Regions from separate parts of the Homo sapiens genome. Here region 1 is linked to region 2. The links are chromatin loops, found by intact Hi-C in ENCODE. Cell type or tissue: MCF 10A. All regions are shown on one strand. Links, peaks and the distances in the headings refer to the core of each region. The heading gives the core; the rest is flanking DNA.

What was found. A loop is a pair of places that touch in the nucleus more often than their neighbours do. Peaks named below come from ENCODE experiments on the same cell type or tissue, not always from the same donor. Only the 100,000 strongest peaks of a DNase experiment are listed, where the experiment ranks them.
Region 1: a loop joins it to region 2, with 25 times the contacts of the local background. A loop is called at or near these places in 13 of 110 quality-filtered maps.

The regions. Positions count from the first base shown.
Region 1 is chr4:117,133,684-117,142,042 of GRCh38, forward strand. No RefSeq gene overlaps it. Among named protein-coding and RNA genes, the nearest start is that of TRAM1L1, 52 kb to the left of the region's middle. In MCF 10A, for the core only: a CTCF peak has its summit at 833 (motif pointing right); DNase peaks (open chromatin) are centred at 838 and 3,658.
Region 2 is chr4:118,266,636-118,274,994 of GRCh38, forward strand. It overlaps LOC124900765 (a long non-coding RNA gene), which reads left to right. Exons shown (of 2, transcript XR_007058244.1): 2 at 1-136. Among named protein-coding and RNA genes, the nearest start is that of SNHG8, 7.9 kb to the right of the region's middle. In MCF 10A, for the core only: a CTCF peak has its summit at 3,987 (motif pointing left); a DNase peak (open chromatin) is centred at 3,996.

The DNA.
Region 1 (8,359 bases), core at 114-8,113, 1.1 Mb before region 2:
CAGAGAAGATGGACACATTACATAAAGGGAAACAAAGATAAGGCTGACAGCCGAATTCTTTTTCAAAACAATGAAAGCAATAAGAGAGTGGAGAAAAATATTTAAAAAAAACACTTATCAATCTAGAATTCTATACTCAGTAAAAAGATCGTTCAACAACAAAATCAACATCTTTAAAATATAGGATGCTAAAATAATACTCTTTCAGCAGACTAACATTATGTGAAATGTCAAAGGAAATCCATCATACAGTAACAAATGATACCATGTAGAAATATGGATCAAAAAAATAGGGAGCAATAAGGTGTTATTGGAACACACACACACACACACACACACACACACACATATGTATATGAGCAGCAAACATAATAAAAATGAGCCCACTAGAGATGGTACTTTAACACATTATTTTAAGTAATGTTAAAAAAACAAAGTTTTAAGAACAGAGTGGAAGAAATACTGACCCAGAATATATTCAAAGAGAGGAAGCTATGATCAATAAGCAGTACCAGGTACCCGGAAGAACACAAAACATGTACAAGGGTGGTTAATTTTTAGGCTGGAAAAGTATTTAGAGCTGAAAATAGAGTTGTTTCCCAGAAAATTTTGTGCATAAAACAGTAAACCCCCTCTATAACTTCAGGTCACAGAAAATCCATCAATCACCAACATAATACAGACAGAATTATTTTTAGTCACAGAAAACAACGTAAGAAGACAGTTCTTTCAGGAAGGTACGGTTTTCTAAGCGTGTTATTAAGGACTCAGAATGCTGTATTTTTTCTAAAGTACTTGTCATTTTACACTTTTCCCTTGTGGCCTCATGGTGGCAATGCAGCTTCAGGAACAACAGTTGTTGTCCAGGCAGAAAGAAAGAATGGGGAAAAAGGTGCCTAGTTTCTTTTAATCATCTAGAAAAGGCTCCCACAGAGATTTCTTCCTACATCACATGGCAAGATCTGTGATATGTGGCCAGTGCTAGCTGAAAGGAATGCTTAGACGTCAAATACTTTCACTTTCTAGAATCCATGTAGCAGGAAAGTAAAGGAGAAAGGAGTTGAGAATGACTTTGTTTGACTTTGTGTTTATAAAAGCTACAGAATAAAATGGTAAACCTGAAACAAAGAAGCCAAAAATATGACCAGAGAGAAAGCTGATAATTCAAAAGAAATGGAAAGTTCATTTAAAAATTACTTCATAATATTTTAAAAGATATTCCACAATCTTGTAATCAATTGGATCAATGCATGTAAAAAATTATAAAAGTCATATTTTGTAAATAATAATTATAATAATAGAATTTGTAAGTGTTCTGAAAATCCATAATGGTATCATTTTTGCAGAAAGCAATTTGAAGGTAAAGACACGCTAAAGCATGTAATTATGAGTGGTATTCAATCTGTAGCTCCAAATATCTGCTAACTTAGAAGAAGTAAAGTTAAAAATATCTTTTTATCTCTCTCACACACACTCACACATGCACGCACACACATGCACACCACTATTACCACAATCACACAATGACATAAACCACATATTATGATTGAGGAAAAATTCCTGCTAGTGTAGATCTCTGTATTCCAATCCCCATAAGAAATACCTGCCAGTAGCTGAACAGATAGAAACTGCCTTATTTTTAAAATATTGGTGAAGAGGAAAAGCAAAATGACAGAATAAGACCTTTCAGTGTTCATTTCCTTATAGAAACATCAATTTTAACAACTATCCATGAATAAAACTATCTTCACCAGAGCCTCAGAAACAGCTAAGAGATCACAGTACCTGGTATTGGCATAATTATAAGAAAAGTCACGTTGAAGAAGGTAGAAGGGACAAAGCTATCTTGCATGGATCATTGCTTGCCCCACTCCAAACAGCACAGCAATGAGAAAGACCCATTCCACTTGGGGGAAAGAGAAGAAAGTGAGTGCAGGACTTTGATTTGAACTCAGTGCCAGGCCAATCACAATGAAATCCAACACCAGGCAGAAGCTGCCAGCTCCTGACCCAAGACACATGTCTGTGGACAGAAATCCTATCCCTGCCTCAGTTCCAGGTAGAGAATGGTGGCCTTGTTGAAATAGACTCTTTCTGGCTCACATTACTGCTGGCCATCTGCTGCAGTCTCAAACCACAAATAAACCTCAGCATCAGGCATTTGGTGACAACATGGGCCTTGAACATTACTCTGTGCTGCTTTGGTCTCAGTAACTGTGGGATTCAGGTGGGCCTAGCATTATAGTGGTTGTGGCAGCCATGAGAATGCCCACCCCATTCTTCTCCAACCCCAGTCAGAATAGCAAAGAAAGAGACATTGTTCACATGGGAGAATGAGTGGCACAAAATCTTGCCTTGGAGTTTAAAGCCTGGACTACATGGGAAAGCCCAGCACCAGACAGAGATCTTCAGCACCTGAGTACAAACCAGAGACCATGGGTAAACCCTCTGGACCTGCACTGACCTCAGATGGAAACTCAGACCAAGCAGGATAGACAACATTCTTTAGGGACTTAGGATGTCATCTTGTACTAAACCAGCAGGAGTGACCAGGGGCTCAGAGAAAATAATAAGCACCCTGCTTACAATTTCTGAAAAGACAGGCATAAAAAAAAGCCAGACTGTGAGAACTGAAACAAATACCTAATTCTCCAGTTCACAGATGTTGTTGTTCAACCACAATCATTAAGACCATTGAGAGAACTATGAGTTTACTGAATAAAATGATGCACAAAAGATCCACCCTAAAGCAATCAATATGTATGATCTGCCAGGAAAAGAAATAAAAATACCTCTTTTAAGGAAAATCACCAAACTTCAAGAAAACACAAAGAAACAATTCAGTGGTTTATCAGAGAAACTTAACAAAGAGATTGAAATAATCAAACAGAAACCTTGGAGCTGAAAACTACAATAAAAAATTAAAAAATGCAATAGTGGGGGAATCAACAGTAGAATCAATTAAACAGTAGAAAAAATGGTGAGCTCAAAGATAGGCTGTTTGAAAATACACAGCCAGGGGAAAAATAAAAGAAAATTCAAAGGAACAAAGAACGCTTATGGGAACTATGAGACAACATCAGGAGTAAATACTCAGGTTATCGGGGTTAAAGAGGGACTGAGGAATTCCAAAGGTCTGGAAAGATTATTCAAATAGGCAGTATCAGAAAACTTTGCAAAACCAATAGAGAAAAATAAAAGTATCCAGGTAGACTAAGATCAAAGGTTACCAATCGTTTTTATTTATTTATTTACTTATTTTTAATTTTTTTATTATACTTTAAGTAAGACAACGAAAATAGGAAAAAAAAAAACTACAAAAATGTCCTAAAAATCAAGTAAGAAATCCCTGTAGTAAAGCCTTGCTTACTGATAGTTAAACAGAAGTGGATTAAATTATCTATTTAAAAGAGAGAGTGACTTAATAGATTAAAAAAGAAGATTCAAACCTATGTTGGTAACAAGAAACTCATCTCATCTTTAAAGAAACATATTGACAAAGCCAACAGATGAGAAAAGATAGTCCATGCAAATGTAAAGTGAAAGAGTAGTATATGTCATACTAATATCACATAAAATAGACTTTCTTTTTTGAGCCAGGGTTTTGTTCTGTCATTCAGGCTGGAGCGCAGTGACGTAATAATGACTCACTGCAACCATGAACTCCTGGGCTAAAGTTATCCTCCCACATCATCAGCCTCTTGAGTAGCTAAAAATACAGTCACACTCCACTAAGCCTGACTAATTTTTATGTTTTTAGTAGAGACAAGATCTCTCTATGTTGCCCAGGCTAGTCTCAACCTCTTCTGCTCAAATGATCCTCTCACCTCAGTCTCCCAAAGTGCAATCATAGGTGTAAGTCACTGTGCCTGAACTCAAAAAAATAAACTTTAAATCTAAAGCAGTTAAAAGAGACAAAGAAGGTCATTGTATAACTATCAAAGGGTCAATTCAACAAGATAATATAATATAATATAATATTATAATATATATAATATAATATAAGATAAGGTCATTGTATAACTATCAAAGGGTCAGTTCAACAAGATAATATAGTAATTGTAAATATATATGCACCCAACATCAGAACACCTAAATATATAAAGCAAATGGTAGGGGACACCCCACTTTCAGTAATGGACAAATTATCTAGATAGGAAATCAACAGAGATACAGTAGAGTTAGACTGCATTTTAGATCCAATTAACCTAATAGATATCTACAGAATATTCCAACCAACAGCTGCAGAATATATATTATTCTGAACAGCACACAGAACATTCTTCAGGAGAAATCATATGGTAGGCCACAAAGCACATCTCAAACATTTTCAAAAATTTGATTTAATATCCAATATTTTTTTTCTCACCACAATGCAATAAAACTAGAAATCAATAATAAAAAAAATCTCAGGACACTATATATATATGTATATATATATGTATATATATATGTATATATATATATACATGAAAATTGAGAAATACAATACACTCCTAAACAACAAGTGGTTCAGTGAAGAAATTAAAAAGAAAATTTAAAAATTTCTTGAGACATATAATAATGGAAATGCAACATAAAATAACCAATGAGATACAGCCAAAGCAGTACTAGGAGGAAAGTTATTAGCCATTAATGACAAAATCAGAAAAAAAAAAAAAAGGAAGATCTCAAATAAACAATCTAATAGTGTACCTCAAAGAACTAGAAAAACAAAAAGAAATCAAACCCAAAATTAGTAGAAGGAAAAATAAATAAAATGGATATAAAATGTATACAATCAATCAAGCTAATAGTTGGTTTTTGAATGGACAACAAAATTGACAAAGTTTTGGCTCAGCTAAGCAAGAAAAAAGAGAGAAGACCCAAATAAATGAAATCAGAGACAAAAAAGAAGACATTACATTAGATACTACAGAGACACAAAGTATCATTAGGTACCATTATTAACAACTGTACACCAAAACAACTGAATGACCAAAAAATAGATAAATCCCTGGACACATAAAACTTACCAAGATTAAATAATGAAGAAACAGGAAACCTGAACAGACTAATAATGAATAATGGCAGTGAATCAATAATAGAGTCTCTAATTGTATCAGTTTGTTTTCATGCTGCTGATAAAGACATATCCGAGACCAGGCAAATTACAAAAGAAAGAGGTTTAATTGAACTCACAGTTCCATGTGGCTGGGGAAGCCTCACAATCATGGCAGAAGGCAAGGAGGAGCAAGTCAAGTCTTACATGGATGGCAGCAGGCAAAGAGAGAGAGCTTGTGCAGGGGAGCCCTTCTTTTTAAAACAATCAGATCTCGTGAGACTTATTCACTATCACGAGAACAGCATGGGAAAGACTTGCCCCCATGATTCAATTACCTCTCACCAGGTCCCTTCCACAGCAAGTGGGAACTCAAGATGAGATTTAGGTGGGGACACAACAAAACCATGTCACTTATCCAAGAAATGTTCATGACCAGATGGCTTCACTGCTTCACTTCCAGTGCTTCTCAAATTCTTCCATAAATTGAATAGGAGGGAATTTTTCCGAGCTCATTCTATGAGGCCAGCATTACTTTGCTAGCAAAACCAGATAAAGACACAACAAAAACAGAAAACTACAGACCAATATCCCTGAGGAAAAATTCTCAACAAAATACTATCAAACCAAATCCAACAGTATATCAAAAGCATTACTCACCATAATCAAGTGAAATTTGTACCAGAGATGCACTAATGGTTCAACATATGCAAATCAATAAATGTGATACATCACATCAACAGAATAAAGGACAAAATTATATGATCATTACAATACACACAGAAAATTTTGATAAAATTCAACATTCTTTCATAATAAAAACTCTCAACAAATTAGATATAGAAGGGATAGACCTTCAAAATAATAAAGACCTTGTATAACAAAATCACACCTAATATCACAATGAACTAAGAAAAGCTGAAAACTTCCTTTTTAACATCTGGAACAAGACTATTCAACATAGTCCTGGAAGTCTTGACCAGAGTAATAAGGCAATGAAATAGAAAAGGAGGAAGTCAAATTGTTCTTGCTTTCAGATGGCATAATCTTATATATAGAATACCCCAAATATTATACCAAGAACTATTAAAATTAATAGAAAAATTCAGTAAAGTTAGAGGATATGAAATCAATATGCAAATATCAGCAGTATTTCTATAAATCAATAGTGTAATATCTGAAAAAGATTTAAAGACAATAATTTCCTTTACAATAGCTACAAAAAAAGACTAAAAATATTTAGCCAAGGAAGCGAAATATTTGTACAATAAAAACTATAAGACATTAATGAATGAAATTGAAAAAATACAAAAAGGGAAAGACATCCCATGTTAATTGACTGGCAAAATTAATGTTGTTAAAATATCCATTTACCCAAAGTGATCTACAAATGTAATGCAATCTCTATCAAAATACCAGTTGCATTCTTCAAGGAAGTAAACAGAACAACCCTAAAATTTGTATAAAACTGTGAAAGATCTAACAGTCATGGCAATCTTGAGAAAAACAAAAACAAAAATAAAACCCCCATGGAGGTATCACCATTCCTGACATCAAAATATAATAGAAAGCTGTAGTAATCAAAACAACATGGTACTGGCATAAAATAGATACAAAGAGCAATGGAAAATAACAGAAAGCCCAGAAATAAATCCATGCATCTACAGCCAACTGATTTTCAACAAAGTTTCCAAGTACACACAGCAGGGAAAAGACATACTCTTCAATAATGATGCTGGGAAAACTGGATATTAACATGCAGAAGTACGAAATTAGACCTTTACTCTTATCATACACAAAAAGTAACTCAAAATAAAATAAAGATTTAAATGTGGGAATCTAAACTACAAAACGGCTAGAAGAAAACATAAGGGAGAAGCTCCATGACATTAGTGCAGGCAAAGATGTTTTTGGACAAAACCACTAAACCACAGGCAACAATGACAAATACAGACAAATAGGATTACATCAAACTGCAAAGATTCTGCACAGCAGAGGGAAAAATCACCAGGACGAAGACACAACCCATAGAATGAGAGAACATATTTGCAAATTATACCTCTATTAACAGGTTAACATCCAAAATATACATTCGATTCTCAAATAAAATGGGCTCGTACTACACATACACTTAGACGTGGATTTTTTCTTCTACTTCTGTCACCTCTGATACAACAAAACCAACAACCTCTCATCATCCTTCTCCTGCTTAGCCTACTCGATGCGAACACAAGGAGAATGAATAATTTTTGGTGGTCTACTTCCTTTTAAAGCATAGTACATACATTTTTTCTTCCTTATAATTTTCTTAATAATATTTTCTTTTTGGAGCTTGTTTTATTATGAAATTCAGCATATAATACATATAACATATAAAATATGTGCTAACTCTTTATGTTATTAGAAAGGCTTTCAGTCAACAATGGGCTATTAGTAGTTAAGTTTTGGGGGCATCAAAAGTCATACATGTGCTGGGTTTTGGCTTCCCTAGCCACCATGTTGTGCAAGAGTCAAATGCATAAAGAAATCAAGTCCAACAACTCTACAACAAGAAAACAAATAACCCTAATAAAATATGGAAAATATGAACAAAATATCTGAATAGACATTTCTCAAAAGTATAAAATTGTAGCCAAATGATGCTTGAAAAATTCTCAACATCATTAATTATAAAGGAAATGCAAGTCAAAACTATAAAAGAGTGTAACCTTACTCCTGTTAGAATGGCTATCATGAAAAATCAAAAGATAGCAAGTGTTGGCAAGGGTGTGGAGAAAAGGGAGTCATTACACAGCAATGGTTGGACTGTAAATTAGTACAGTCATTCTGGAAAATAGCGAGGAGTTTCCACAAAAGATTAAAAATAGAACTACTGTATGTTCCCAGCAATTTAACTACTGAGTATATGTCCAAAGGAAATGAAATCAGTGTGTCAAGAGGGTATTTGTATTCATGTTTACTGCAGCACTATTCACAATAACCAAGATCTGCAATCAACTTGTTCATCAACCGATAAGTGGATAAAGAAAATGTGATGTGGTGTATGTCTACACATATACACAATAGACTACTATTCAGCCACAAGAAATTCTAAAATCCTGTCATTTGTGGCAATATGCACAAACTCGGAGGACATTATGCTAAGCGAAATAAGCTAGGCACAGAAAGACAAATACCACATGATCTCACTCATATATGCAATCTAAAAAGTTGTTCTCATAGAAGTAGAGAGTAAAGTAATGATTACCAGAGGGTAAGGAGGGTGGGTGGAGGAGGAGAAAGATTGGTCAATAGGTACAAAGCTATGGTTAGATGGGA
Region 2 (8,359 bases), core at 279-8,278:
ACACGCTGCCTTTAAGAACTGTAACACCCACCGGGAGGGTCCGTGGCTTTGTTCTTGAAGTCAGTGAGACCAAGAACCCACCAAGTCCGGACATAATCCTTTTACAAATTAAATCAAAGCACTTTAATTCCTGCAATAGCTCTACTTTTTATGCTACGGTCCTTATAGTGGCCTGCAAGGCCTTACATGATGTGGTATTCATCACCTTTCTAACCGCAGCTCCTCTTTTCAAACTCTCATTCTGCAACAGTTGCACTGGCTCCCTTGCTGACTATCTTATTTAAGACATTCATGTTAACATGCCCACAAATATCAACGTGGCTAACTTCTACACTGTAGTTCAGTCTTTGCTCAGATGTCATTTTCTCAATAAGGCCTACCCTGACAACCTTACATAAAATTTCACCCCTTCCTCCCTTCCCTGACTCCTGATTCCTATTACTCCGAACTAATCTTTTTTGAACCATAGCACTTAAAATCTTATAACTAATTCTGTAGTTTACCAATTTTATTAGATCTTTTGTCTTCTCCTACTTGAATAAGCTTCTCGAAAGCAAACTATTTGTCTTTTCTTTCATCAATATATCCCCACATCGATGGGTCTAGTCTCTGAAATAATAAGTGCTCAATAAATACTTGTTGAATTAATTTCACAATAAGTAACTGGAAAAGACATGACAGTTTTAACATACATATGTTCTTATATTTAAGTGCTAGAAAAAAGTATAACTTTTCATAAAAATCAATAAATTCGATTAACAAAAATATATATTTCCCCAATCATACAAAGACTTAAAACTGTCTTCTAAATAACAAAAAATAAATTCAATTTTAAATAATAATTAAAATTAGCAAAATAATTATTAAATGTAGGACAAAAAAACAAAACCTCTAACTTTTAAATGATAATTACCAGATAATTCTTATAAGTTATCCTAACAATAATACCAAAAGGAAGATACTGCTGGTTTCCTTCTACAGATGAGGAAACAGGTTTGGAATGGATAGATAATTTTCCCAAGGTCACACAAGTAGCAAAGCTCAGACTTATTTTATACCTAGTATCATTTTTCTCCCTTTACACACAACACCAGTTAAGAGCATGGGCTCTGAGCCAGTGAGACTACATTCAAATCCACTTCAAACCTTAGGTTAATTACATTATTTCTCTGTGCCTCAATCTATTCATCTGTAAATTAGAGACAATAATTGTATAGCGCTCATACAATTGTTAGGATTAAATGAGTTAATGAGCACATAAGTACTCAATAAACATTAGTTATCACCATTACTACTATCTCCCTTAGAGACTGTAAATAATTGTAGTCAGGTGCAGTGGCTCACACCTGTAATCCCAGCACTTTGGAAGGCTGAGGTGAGCAGATCACCTGAAGTCAGGAGTTGGAGACCAGCCTATCCAACATGGCGAAATCCCGTCTCTACTAAAAGTACAAAAATTAGCCAGGCGTGGTGGCGTACGCCTGTAATCCCAGCTACTTGGGAGGCTGGGGCAGGAGAATCACTTGAACTCTGGAGACGGAGGTTGCAGTAAGCCGAAATCTGCCACTGCACTCCAGCCTGAGCGTCAGAACAAGACTCTCAAAAAAAAAAAAAAGATACTGTAAATAATTATTTTCAGAACCCTTTTGTGTTATTTTATATAATTTACTTTCTTAGTCCTTTTCAGTAAGTTCTGTTCAGTGCTATAAAGAATGGTGGGTATTTCAAAATTCGTATGGCTTTTATCAAATTTAAGTCCTCAATTGCAGAGATTTCTTTCTAGACCTTCTGTTTTCTAAGAAATACTGCCCATTTACATAAATTATCATCCTGATAAAAGGGTTTTAAATTAGAGAAATACAAAAGTCACTTATCTGGTTCTATTCTACTTAGTTTTCTATAGTTTTACTTATATAATTAAGAAATAACTACTAACACGTCTTACATATTCAGTTGAAGGTTTTTTTAATGATTGTTCATTTGGAGATGAAATATATTTATTTTTCTCTCTATAGTGTAAGTATGACATTTATTTTAAACTTTTTGTTTGAAATTTTACAAAGATGGCAGAAAACAAATCTATAGACCAATCATATTCCTGAATAAAGAGGCACAATTCTCAACGCAATGTTAGCATGCAGAATCCAGAAACAGGTTACAGGTAGAATACACGGTGACAGAGTGAACTTTAAAGAGTGAATATGGAAAGGCTGGTTGAGCACTGTCCAGGAAGGTGGAAATTAATCTATTCATTTATGACTTTTTAAATAGACCTTTTGAGGGTGTATGATTAGCTACTGTAAAACTCACCCAGGTGAAGTGTACATCTCATAACTGCTGAGTCATTAATGGAATTGAATAGCCATCATGGCGATCTGATGTCAGAAGATCTCTGACACCCAGATAGAAGGCTGATAGACGGGGTTCCTCATGCCCATTTGAAGATAAGCCCTGCCCCCAACCCAGCCCCAGTCAACCATTGATCTGTTTTCTGTCACTGTAAATTTGCCTTTTTTGAACATTTCATATCAATAGATTCATACAGTATGTAGTCTTTTGTGTCTGGCCTCTTTTCACTTAGTGACATGGTTCTGAGTTTCATCTATAGCATGTATCAGCCATAGCATGTTTTTTTAAAAAAACTTTTATGTTAAATTCAGGGGTATATGTGCAAGATGTGCAGGTTTGTTACAAAGGTAAATGTGTTTCATGGGAGTTTGTTGTACAGATTATTTCATCACCCAGGTACTAAGCCTACTACCCAATAGTAATTTTTCCTGATCCTCTCTCTCCTCCCACCCTCCGCCCTCAGGTAGGCCCAGTGTGTACTGTTCTTCTCTATGTGTCTATGTGCTCTCATCATTTAACTTAAATTGGATTTATTCTTATATAGCATCTGAAGTCTTTTATTTTACGTTTTTGATTTTCTATTTTTTTGGAGATGCAGTCTCACTCTGTCACCCAGGCTGCAGTGCAGTGGCACAATCTCGGCTCACTGCAACCTCCACCTCCCAGGTTCAAGTGATTCTCGTGACTCAGCCTCCTGAGTAGCTGGGATTACAGGCACCTGCCACCACGCCTGGCTAATTTTTGTATTTTTTGGTAGAGACAGTGAAGACCTATTCCAGTTATAAATACTAACTAATAGGAATTAGTTTCAAAGTTTGCCATAGAATTTTTCTCTCTGAAATGATTTCCATTATAAAATTTGAAATATAGTCCTATTGCAGCGGGGAGACTTAATTTAAACTTTTTGGCAAAGAGAGAGGTAAGATGTGCCTGAGGCCAAAAGAGTTAGTCGACTTTGCCGTAATATACTAAGCTACATTCAAAAAAGTTTGCCAGTTTTGCTTAAATGTACTACCCTGCATTCATTTTTCCTTCTGTACATTATGTATAATTTCCCAGAATTCTTTTTCACTTTTATCATCCTGGCTTCCTCATTCAACAAACGTTTCATTGAGCATGTTCCAAAGTACTACTGCAGGTAAGATGAATATGACTACATTCTTGCCCTCCAGTAGACTGGGCAGAAATATTTTATTTCTCCAACAGAATCATTGTCTAGTTTGATATACAACACATTAACAGTGTATTAACTACTTCAGACAGTAGGAAATGAATTAAATCTCTAATTGATGAATTCAGTATGTTAAAAATCTGTATATCAAGTTCACATATTAAAAAGGTCTGGTGTATTCCAATGGTATGTTTAGAATATGCATCTGGAGAAAGTTGTTCCTTTCTGGTAGAACCTGAAGTTTTCAATATTCACTGTAGACATTCATCATATAAAACTAGAGTCCAGAGGATAGGCTTTTAGAGATACTAGATATGCTGACATTTTCATGTTATTATCCACATATACATTAATACATGCATGCACAATGAACAAATGTATTTAATTCAAAGGGCTTTAAACACATACCTAAATAATAAGGTAACAAATTCAAAGGGATTTAAACATATACCTAAATAATAGTGTAACAGAGCCATCTAGTGGCCACATAAAAACTGTTGTTTCATGTGATTTTGTTTCGTTCCATCAAGTTTTACATAAACGTAAGCTTATCTTCCCACTAATACAGATATTTATAATGCTTATGGATAATGGGCCAAAGTAATTTGGAGCTGGGGTACTAGAGTAAATGTTTGACATCCTAAGACATCTGTAATCTATATTGTGTGTAGAAAAAGGAGAATTTTAACAAGTGATCATTAAATTTTCAAATTATCTTAATTGATATGGGATGAAAGCATTAGATGTTTTTAAATTGTTAGTTTATGAATACTCCAAAACAAGATCTTCTCTTTTAATATGCCATATTAAATGTTAAAATAAATAACACTCTTATTTTGCATAAAGGCAAGTAAGCCCAAAAAAAAAAAAAAAGCCTCACTAGGAAATAGACTAAAGCAAGTACCACAAGCCATCTTCGAAAGAAAGAAAAAGTCAAGCTTTTGAGATGTTAAATATTTAATGAAACATAAGTGCAGAATCTCACTGACGTGCAAGCTTCTACAACCAAGTCAGGCGTTCACTCTTAAAGTGCTGGAGGCCAGTTTGAGATCATAGAACACATAGGCAATCCAATTTTTCAGGCTAAACCATAAAAGGCTCACAATGTTGCTTGCCAAACTTTTCAATAAATTTATATTATAAATGTTTCACAATGTCAAACACTTACTCTAAAATCCCAGCTCCAAAATTCTTGGATCACCATCACCTCAAAATTCATGGATCCAACTTAAACCACATTATCAATGTCCCTCACTGTTCTCAAGTATTAGCATCTCTTCTTGTCTAACTTAAATGTCATGGTAAATCAATATAACCAGTCCCTTGCATGCATTCCTTTTCCCTTCTATCACTTTGCTCACTCTCTTGGCAAACTGCAACTTGGTTAACTCCAACTCCCTGTCAGCTCCATACCAGCACCTATGCAGTTGAGCATGATGAAGAGAAAATACACAATCATGCTAGAGATTTGACTTTGAATTCATTACAAGAACTCAAGTGAGCTCCTAATGTGACCGGGGAAACCCACTACTTTTCCAAGTCTATTGATGCCATCTCCTAATTATATTTTTTCCTCTCTCCTCAAATTTCCAACACTCTCTCCCCGATCCTCACTCTCGGTTGATGGCCTGGTTTCCTATTACCCCGGAAAAAAACATTAGTAGATGAGAACATTCAAAGTTCACACCACCCACTCATCCACAAGCACCTGTACCCATGTACTCCTATTTCTATAGATGAACTGCCTAAACTATTATCTTAGGGTAACCCCTACTTTTGTGCACTAGATCCCATCTCATTTCCTAAGCAGTTCATCACATATCTGCTGCATCATCAGTTTTTCCATTTCTACTGGATCTTTCCCATCAGAATACAAACATACTTTAAGTTCTCCTATCCTTTAAAAATGACCCATTCTTGATCCCACATCCCTTTCCAGATATTGCTGCATTTTTCTTCCTCTTTACAGTGTAACTCTTCAAAATAGTTGTTCCGAATCCATGATTTCCAATACTTCTCCTGTTCTCTCTGAAATTACTCTCAACAAGGTCCCAAGTGACCCTCATATAGCTAACTCCAATGGTCATTTCTCAACTTCCATCCTACTTGTATCATAAACAATTGACCACTTTCTTTTGAAAAACTTTTTTGACTTTTAAGGTATCACACTCTGCTGGCTTTTCTCCTTAAATTACTTCTCAACATCCTTTGCAGGTTCCTACTGTTTTTCCTGGTAGATTAATATTGACAGGCTCCAAGGCTCAGTTTCTTATCCTATTTTCTTTTTTTCTTTCTTTTTTTTTTTTTAAGAGATGGGGTCTTGGTTTCATGCTCAGGCTGGAGTGCAGTGACATGAGCATAGCTCACTGCAGCCCCGAATTCGTGGGCTCAAGCGATCCTCCTGCCTCAGCCTCCCGAGTAGCTGGGACTACAGGTGTGTGCCACCACACCTGGCTAATTTTTTAAAAAAATTTTTTGTAGAGACGGAGTTTCACCATTTGCCCAAGCTGGTCTCAAATTCATAGGTTCCAAAGAGTCTTCTCTCTCAACCTCCTAAAGTGATGGGATGGGATTAGAGGTGTGAGCCACTGCACCTGGCTTCTTATCCTACTTTTTATCTATCCTTCCTCCCTTGGTACAATTATCTGATCTCATGGCTTTACATACCATCCATAGTTTGACAATTCACATATTTCTTTCTTCAGGCCAAACCTCTCCCCAGACCTCCATATTCATATATTGAACTCTCTACTCAACACTTCCACTTGGATGCCTAAAAAGCATCTCAAACATAACATACAAAACTGTGCTCCTAAATACTTCTCCCCGAAAACCTGCTCTTCCTGCAGTCTCCATCTCAGCAAATCACCAAAAACCTTAGTCATTTTTCTCATAGCCTAGAATCCCTTTATCTTATATACTTTACTATATCCAATCTGTCAGCAAATACTGTCAGCTCTACAATAAAAATATTTCCAGAATTGAATCATTTATTTCTTTCACTGCTACCACTAACCCAACACCAATAGCTCATCTTATTATTGCACTACCCTAACTGTTTTCCCTGCTCTACCATTATCTCCATCGCTACCCTAGAATTTTTCTAAACAGAGCTTTGAGAGAGAACATGTAAATCCTAAGTTAGATCATGTCATTCTACTCAAAACTCTCCAAAGGCTATCCAACTTATTCCAAAAAAACTAAAAACTGTATAATGACCTATAAGGCCATAGGTAGCCTATCATTACCTTTCTAACTTCACTTCCTACTTGCTTACCTCATTCCAGCCAAACTGGTCCAAATTTTATTCTTCGAACATGCCAAGCTGAGTTATCTATTCTTTCATAACAAATTATCCCAAAATGTAGTAGCTTACAACAGAATTTATTATCTCACACACTTTCTGTAGGTCAAGAATCCACGTGTGGCTTAGCTGGATCCTCTGCTACAGTGTCCCTCCCAGGCTGCCATCAACAGCTGGGGCTATAGTCATCTCAGGGCTCAACTGGGTAGGGATCCACTTCCAAGCTCATTCATATGGTTGTTGACAGAATTCAATTCCTCATGGACTACTGGTCTGATAGCCTCAGTTCCTTGTGGGATGTTGGCCAGAGGCAACTCTGTTCCTTGCCACATGGGCCTCTCCAACATAGCAGCTTGCTAGATCAAAGCAAGCAATACAGAAAGACACAAGAGGAAGTGGTAGCAAAACACAAGTCAGGTTTTAATACCTGGTCTCACATTTCACCACTTTGCCATTCAAGAGATTACATAAAGGAAGGAATAACATGAGGTGAGGTCACTGGGAACTTTGCCTACTGTATCAAGTATGGCCCCAATGAGAAAGCATTGGTTGCTTCGAATATTCCTCTTCCAAATGTCTGCATGTTTTGCTCCCTCATGTTCTTCAAATTGTTGACCTTGTGTCACTTTCTGAATGACATTTCCCCTGAACACCTTTTTAAAATTGTAATTCCTACCTTCCAAACACTTCTCATCTTCTGTGCTGTTTTTCTCCACAGCACTCATTGACGTTAACATACCATATAATTTACATATTGTGATTGGCTTCTACTTTAGTTTAGCTAAGCTAGTCCTACATTTCCCTTCCCTTCCCTGAATAATTCCACGTTCAGAAAGACCACAGGAGACATTTTGTATGAGACCTGGCAAATCAAAGTAAAGCAGCATACACTTTTTACACTTGGAAGGTCAGTGTGGGGCATCAGGCAATGTTGCAGATCATGCAAGTTATCACTTATCTACTAATTGTCTTGTAAGTGTGGGGCAGTAGCCAGATCTATAGCTTCTTCAGTCATCCCAGATCTTCTGTTTCAACTTCAACAATCCCTAAGTCTGTGACAAAGGGCATCAGCTTCTCTTGCAGATCACCTCCATCATCAAAGCTAAACCCTTGAAACCAGGAAGAGATTGGTCCTGATTCTAGTTCATTCTCATGGATTACAGCTCATTCTTGTAGATGCCAATTTTCCTTGGTCCCTCCACTGCACAATTGTGTAAGGTCAGATTCTACATATATGATTTTAATCATATGTATTTCCTAGTAGTTCTGATTCTGATAGAACTCTAATACTCTTATTTGCATCTGTTTTCTGCCACTAAAATGTAAGCTCCATGAAATTTTTTTAAATTCTATTTTGTTTACTCTTTCTAGCCACAGCATCTATGACAGGACCTGGGATATAGTAGAAACTCACTATTTAGTCATGAGAATTTTTTTTAATGTACAGTACAAAGAATAAGTATTAAGGATGGCAAAAATGAGATGAGACCAATATTTTCTAATGTTCTAAAAGAAAGATTACTATAAAAAATAAT